Regions from separate parts of the Homo sapiens genome. Here region 2 is linked to region 1. A link is a contact called in ENCODE Hi-C or POLR2A ChIA-PET data. All regions are on one chromosome and are shown on one strand. The core of a region is the stretch at or near the end of the contact, and the rest is flanking DNA. Distances in the headings are between cores, read along the strand shown.

Evidence for each region. A loop is a pair of places that touch in the nucleus more often than their neighbours do. ChIA-PET counts read pairs that join two places held with the same protein, here RNA polymerase II (POLR2A). Pooled maps may share reads with other maps.
Region 2: a map of prostate gland shows a loop between it and region 1 (2.1-fold over the local background). The contact joins two enhancer-like sites. A Hi-C loop is called at or near these places in 3 of 168 maps with a recorded cell type or tissue (IMR-90, endothelial cell of umbilical vein and prostate gland) and 1 of 50 pooled maps. POLR2A ChIA-PET finds 5 or more read pairs at or near these places in 1 of 52 experiments (AG04450).

What each region holds. Positions count from the first base shown.
Region 1 is chr4:53,775,608-53,779,240 of GRCh38, forward strand. No RefSeq gene overlaps it. Among named protein-coding and RNA genes, the nearest start is that of LNX1-AS2, 180 kb to the left of the region's middle. Within about 2 kb of position 1,809, at least 2 of the 41 ENCODE cell types and tissues checked have a DNase peak (open chromatin) inside an H3K27ac peak, as active enhancers do; they include IMR-90, where a contact is called at or near this core.
Region 2 is chr4:53,853,929-53,857,561 of GRCh38, forward strand. No RefSeq gene overlaps it. Among named protein-coding and RNA genes, the nearest start is that of CHIC2, 210 kb to the right of the region's middle. Within about 2 kb of position 1,648, at least 10 of the 41 ENCODE cell types and tissues checked have a DNase peak (open chromatin) inside an H3K27ac peak, as active enhancers do; they include IMR-90, where a contact is called at or near this core.

The sequences.
Region 1 (3,633 bases), core at 559-3,058:
TAATCCAGTGTTACTCCTGAATGTCCAGTCTCTACAAGTGCCCAATTGGTCTGTTCCTGTCTACAAATAGTTCCAACATTTTATCTAAGTAAATTAGCAAAACTCATGTACTTCTGATGGAAAGAAAAGACAATTTCTCACCATTTCGACGATATTTGACTCTTCTCTTTTCTTGCTTCATATTTCCTATTCCAATCCATAGAACCTTGTTTGAAATTTTAGCCTTAAAATTGACTAATAAATACTGCCTAAATCACAGGCCACAAAAACTGGTGACAAGTTAAGCATATGATAACAATTAAGATGGTACCCAAGCTAATCTTTAACATTTTAAAGTTTCTTTAAGAGTGAATTCACAGCTGTCTCCTGCATACACCTTTGTCTTAAATAATTTCTGGTAGAATTTTATCACTTTGTCATCTTTCTGATGTCAAATTACTCTTAAATCTCTTTTCCCAGAAACAGAATCTGGCTTTAAGTTCTTAGAGTCGGAAAGTAGGCCAAATAATTGGATAAAGCAAGACCCTGGGCCACTTTGCAAAGTTTTGCCTGAGCCAACATTATTTCCTTATGGAGCTTTTAAAACTTAAACACCTATATATTAGTAACAATGCTAGGCAGTAGACGGGACTCTTGGACTAGAAAGCGAAATGTTGGATATAGGCTTTTGTTTTGTTTTGTTTTGTTTTGTTTAAACAGCTTTATTGTGGTGTACCTGGCATATAATCAACTGTACACATTGAAAGGGTCAACTTTGCTAAGTTTTTATGGATTACATATACCTGTGAAATCACCACCACAATAAACAAAAAGAACACACAAATCACCCTCTAGAGGTTCTTTATGGCATTGTGATTTCTCTTTTCTCTACTCCTAAAATGTTATCAACTCTTTCCAAGTTAAAAAAAAAAAAAAACAAACAAACACTATTTCTTTATAATGAGAAGCAAAGATTTTAATACGTATTTGGGAAAGCTAGCGAGAATCTTAGAGTGGGGTGATAACTCTTTCACAAAACTGACTTCTAGATCTGGGAGAGGAATGATTATTCACCCCATTTTGTCAAGTGTCTGCTTTCCTAGCTGAAGCTCTGCCAACTATGAAAAGATGTTTGGGGCCAGGCATGGTGGCTCACACCTATAATCCCAACACTTTGGGAGGCCGAGGCAGGCAGATTACCTGAGGTCAGGAGTTCAAGACCAGCTTGGCCAACATGATGAAACTCTGTCTCTACTAAAAAATACAAAAATTAGCTGGGTGTGGTGGTGAGTGCCTGTAATTCCAGCTACTCGGGAGGCTAAGGCAGGAGAATTGCCTGAACCTGGGAGGCGGAGATTGCAGTGAGCCGAGATCGTGCCGTTGCACTCCAGCCTGGGCAGCAAGTGAGACTCCATCTCAAAAAAAAAAAAAAAAGAAGAAAGAAAAAAGAAAGAAAAAGAAAGAAGAAAGGACGTTTGGGGGGATGAATGACCTTGAAGCATTTCTGAACACTCCATAAACTAGGCTCATCCCACCTGATGGGTCTTTTTGAGGTCATATTATAAACAAATATGGGGGGTCATATTATAAACAAATATTTAAGAAGCAAAGTACATTGACTCTCGGTGACCTTTTTGGAGTCACAGAAAGTCACCAATGAGGTGGAGGGCTGTGAAGACAAAGTCCCCTGACTTCTGAAGCAGAATTTAACAAGATTTAACAGTCCCAGATAAAGGTCAAGACATGTACTTAGAAACTAAAAGAACAAAAAGATGATAAGACCAAAGGAAGCGTTCATCCTTTTCTGAGTCACTGCAGCTTCTGAGCTGGAGCCTCCTGTGAAGGACTGAAGAATTATGAAATGTTTTGGCTCAGAAGGAGGAAGGAGTGTTCACCAGATTGTCTTGCAATGTGCAAGGCAGGAAATTATCCATCAGGTGGGAGAGTATAACACTGCAATTCCATTCACATCAGACTCCATTAGAAAAACGAGGGGTCTAGGTGGAAAAATGAAACAAAACAAGATGAAATAAAATGAAATTGAATGAGATGAACTGAGGTTGGAGTGAGGGTTTCAGGAAGCTAGAAGCATTTGAAAATATGTCAATTCCATTTACTCCTGGACCTTAGAAATATTGGTTTTCTATTATTCCATCCCAGAGCTCTGATTCACATCTCTTAAATTCCTTGGAAGTCTAAGAGTGAGCTTAAGAGGATGGGGAAAGAGAGCACCCATTGATCAGGGGGCAGGACATAATATGTAATTTTCAAAATAAGTTCAATATGACTGAATCGAAATAAAATGCAGCTTTGTCAGTCAGACATGAAAGGACTTGAATCAGCACCAAGTGTCTTTCCCCGAAAAGCATAGAGATACCAAAAGGGAATCTTATAAAGAAGTTTTAAAATTCAGAAGGAGATTGGAAGTGGCAGTCTTAAAACATACACAAGATAGGGTCTGTAGACAAACTGGGCTTATTGAACTCTTTTTGTCTTCTCTTTTATTTTTCCTCTTTTTTCATAAAAGCTGATAAATATCTGTGTGCAAAGACAGTGGGGAATTCAAGAAACATTTTCTATCTAAAATAAACAGAAATCTTGCCTACTGCATGTGAAAAGCCTTTTTTCCTTAACATTGATATAGTGAGCCAGCCTTAGTTCAGCCTCAGAATTATTTGTCTAGGCATAAAGATGAAAAGCCTCCTTTTTGAGCAAGCTTGCTTATCACTGCTCAGAGACTCTCTCAAACTCAGGAGGAGCCAAGCACAGATCCCCGTCATTAAATCAGAATCCTCTCTGTGCAGAGCAAATGGATGTTTCAGTTCTGTCTTCCTGAGGGATTTGTAGAAGCATCCCAGAAAGGAGCAGAAGTACTATTCCTTTTCCCAGAAGAGGGAGAGAGAGATGCTAGAGAAAAGCCTCCATTAACCTAGGCAGTTTAACATTCCTTTTCTTTCTTTTTTATCGTTATATTTCCCATTTAAGTTCATTTGTGATAAACTAGAAACTACAAATGGGCAAAAAAGAAAATCACTGTTAACATTTCTTGAATATTCCTCAAAGCCTTTATATATAAAACCAAATGGGAGATTACACTAACCTCTTATTTATATTTTAAATTTTCTCACTTAATGATGCATGCAATGAAAGTGTCATAATATATTTAACTAATTCTCAATTGGACAGCTTGGTTATTTCCAGTATTTTCTTTTCTTTCTTTCTTTTTTTTTTTCTTGAGACAGAGTCTCATTCTGTCACCCAGGCTGGAGTGCAGTGGTGCGATCTTGGCTTACTGCAACCTCCGCCTCCCAGATTCAAGTGATTCCCCTGCCTCAGCTTCCCGAGTAGTTGGGACTACAGGCATGTGCCATCACACTCGGTTAATTTTTTGTATTTTTAGTAGAGACGAGGTTTCCCCATGTTGGCCACACTGGTCTTAAACTCCTGACCTCAATTGATCCGCCTGCCTCAGCCTCCCAAAGTGCTAGAATTACAGGCATGAGCCACCATGCCAAGCCTTATTTCCAGTATTTTCTTATCAAAAACTCCCCGTAGCTAAATATTTCCTAACTTATTTCTCTAGGATAAATTTTTAGAGGGGTTGAGTCAAAGATATGTATGTTATGTGGCTTCTTAGAATGATTGTTGCCAAAT
Region 2 (3,633 bases), core at 398-2,897, 78 kb after region 1:
CTCATCAAATTGTATATAGTCAGCCCTCTGTATCTGCAGGTTCCACATCTGTAGATTCAACCAACCTCAATTGGAAAATATTCAGAAAAAAAAACAATGAAAAATAGCCATCCAACAATAAAATAATACACATATTAAAAATACAATTCACATAGCATTTACACTATATTAGGTATTATAAGTGATCTAGAGATGATTTAACATTTATGGGAGGATGTGCATAGGTTATATGTAAACACTTCGCCATTTTACATAAGGGACATGAGCATTATGGATTTTGGTATCCTCAGAGGTCCTGGAACCAATCTCCTGGTGTTTGTTTGTTAAATATCTGCAGTTTGTTGCACATCATTTATGCCTCAATAAAGCTGTTTTTTTCAAAAAAGTGTGAGTATGCCAGTGAGTATGAGTATGTGCACTGTGCCCATTTATGTGGTCACATTCCAAAATCAGATGTATGATTTAGGTTATTTATCACTTTGCAGTACTTACTCCTCATTTTCACCTTGTTTGCACTGATAATTTAGATTGAGTTAGATATCTGGAGAGAATATCTGTAAGAAAATAGAACAAAATTAGTGTTATAGCAGAAGGTGAAAGCAACGCCATCGCAGCACACCAGCCATGAGGATCCATAAGTTCTGCAGCTGTCCTGCTGAAACTGCCACCACCACCAAACTGCCCACTGTGTGAATTTGGTCTGGTTTCCTGACATGTATTTACCTCCTCTTCCTGCACCCCCAATCCCTGCAAAAATAGGACCGATTAAGATCAAGATATATTTTGGCTTGTTCAATAACTTCTATTTATCTTGAAATAAAGTTCAGCCTTTCTAAATGTTCCGCAAATCTCTGCAAGATCTGACCCCTGCCTTCACTCTTTTCCTGCTTCATGTGTTAGAATCTAGGCGTTTGTTATTTTCTCCCAGTTCCTACAATACACCATGCTTTCTGCAATTCCCTCTGCTTGAAGGTCTGTAGCTCATTCCCTTCCCTCACCAAATTCTCCCTGGCCCCCACCACAGCCTTGTGCCTAGCTGATTGCCCCTCATCTTTTATGTCATTGTCTAGACATCATTTCTTCCAAGAAGCCTTTCCTGACCCTTCCACAGAACTGGGTTGGCTGACCCTTCCCTGGCCTCCCTTAGCAACTACACTACCCATTTCATTGCATTCCCAGCCCTCCACTATAACTGAGTCTGCTTATTGACCTGTATTCGCCACGGGACTATAAACTCCACAGGGGCAGAAACTCACTCTGCATTATTTGCCATTATACCCCCAGGGCCTAGCCCAGAACCTCTAACGCAGCAGCTGTACAATAAACACATGTTGAATGAATGAATCAGTCAGTAAGTGGATCAATCTTACCCTTGTTGCAACATATAATAGTATGATTCTATCATCAGAGTCCCAAACCTCAGATTCTCATTTCCCAATTTTTTAGATGAATGGTATAATACAGTCCAACTACACAGTCTTTCTGAAGTTATCTTCCTCAAACACATAGGTGTGTGTAGCTGGGAGGGCTCCCTGTAATTGACAAAAACAAAGTATAGCCTCATGTTTCCTGCCTGCCTGTGTTGAGTCAACCAGCTAGGGCTATGCTTTACTTTACCATAGATTTTATATCTAAATCATACTTCATCAGACGTTATATCTAAATCATCAGATTCAAAACAATTTAACTGGACCTACACTCAGTCTTGCCAGAAAATCTGCTTCCCGTTTTCATGACAAGTCATGCATGCTCTGGGGCTTTCAGAATCTTGCTTCTATTTTTTTAGTCTCATTGCATAATAAAACACAGATACACATAGTCACACACAAGCTCAACGACACAAATACACATAGTCACACACAAGCTCAACGAGACCCATGTTTTTCACTGTTCTTTTACAAACTGAAATGCAATCTTATCCAGCTGCCAAATGCATATTCTAATAAGATGACAAGAAATTATTTCCCTAATTCAATAATGAATCAGTCTGTGTCAGACAGGACTGTTCACCACAACTCCCTTCCTGGTTGGAAAGCAAAGCTTGTAAGCTGGATGGTTTCAGAGAAACAAATTGCTCCTGGCTGCAAAATGCGATGACTGTGTAGTTGACCAAGAAAAACACAAAAACACCCCTAGGAGATGAATTACTTGAAATTAGGAAGGCTGCATTCCTAGAGCCAGATAGCAGAACTATTTCGCCCCCATAAGACATGATGCTGGAGTTAGTCAGGCATTTCCAGGATTCATGCTTTGTGGGGAAACATGTTGACCCCATTGCAGAAAAGTGTTCTGAGAGGGACACGTTGTAAGCATAACCACTGCATACTGAAGGTTTTGAATAGTATTAAGGGAAGGCTTTCTCCAAAAACTCTGCCACCACTTCAATGACTGGAATTATGGAAAGTTTTATGGCAGTGGGAGATGGCTCAGGAATAGGATTGTAAAAGGACTCTCCACCCAAAACTGTAGATTGGCCACTGACCATATGCTTTACCCTTTCAGTTCTCTGGGTTGTCCAAAACCCAGGAAGATAATCTTCCTTTGTTACTGTACTGCAGGTTGCTCAGCTCTCAAAGCTCATTCTTCGCTCTTTGTATTACTATAGGTACGTACCATCAGTTAGAAGGTGTCAAAGAATGTAGGGAATGACTTGTAGGGAGGGCTGGCATATGAATTAGAGTAATAGTAGATGCTAAAACAGGTAAACTCCAAAGTCCCTGTGGCTTAACACAGTGAAAAATGTTAGAGGCTAACCAGCTGGAGATGGGAGCATAGCAGGAGGCCATATCCAGAGACCCAGACTGATGGGGGCTCTGCCTTCAATATATGGCTTCCAAAGTCACCCTGGGCATGGACATCCAGTCAGCCTATGGATGAACATGGAACATGGAAGACTGTATGTGAGCTTTCTATGGACCTGGACTGGAAGTGGTGTAACCCACTTTTACCCACAAAACTCAAGCACTTGGCTCCACACAGCTGCAAGGAAAGCTAGGCAAGTGGTCTGGCTTTGGGTCCAGGAGGTAGAGGAAACAGGTTTTTGGTGAACATATACCATTCTTGGCCACTGTTCAACACTTTAGTCACCAAATATCTATTTCACATGTTCTCCCACATCAACAACAAACTTTCCCCTTCCCCAAGAGAGATAACCCAAAGTCCCACCCAATCACTTCAAAGGACAGCACCTTGAAGGGGTACTAACTCCTTTCTGTCTATCATATCCAGATGCAGCTCCTTGTGATCCAGTCACCTTTGAACTAAATATCACATACACACACACACACACACACACACACACACACACACACACACACTATACAGTGGGAAACAGAATAACCACAATGAATACTCCCATTCACAGATAGGAAGGATGGCGAATACTCAGCAGTCACTGGGATATAAGCAATGACAGAATCTTGGTGGGCAAGTATTAGAAAAACTTCTACTCTGACGCTAGGAGAGCTTTCTTGATTAGACCCTGGTTCTGCTCTCTGAGAAGAACATTAGACAGAGGTCTACTTTTCTCCATGACCCATGGCTCTACCCTCTGGGACATTCCTGCTTGTTCCTCATGACCTCCTTGGCTACATTTGAAGTGGATGTTGGAAAGTATGCCATCTTTAGAGGTCA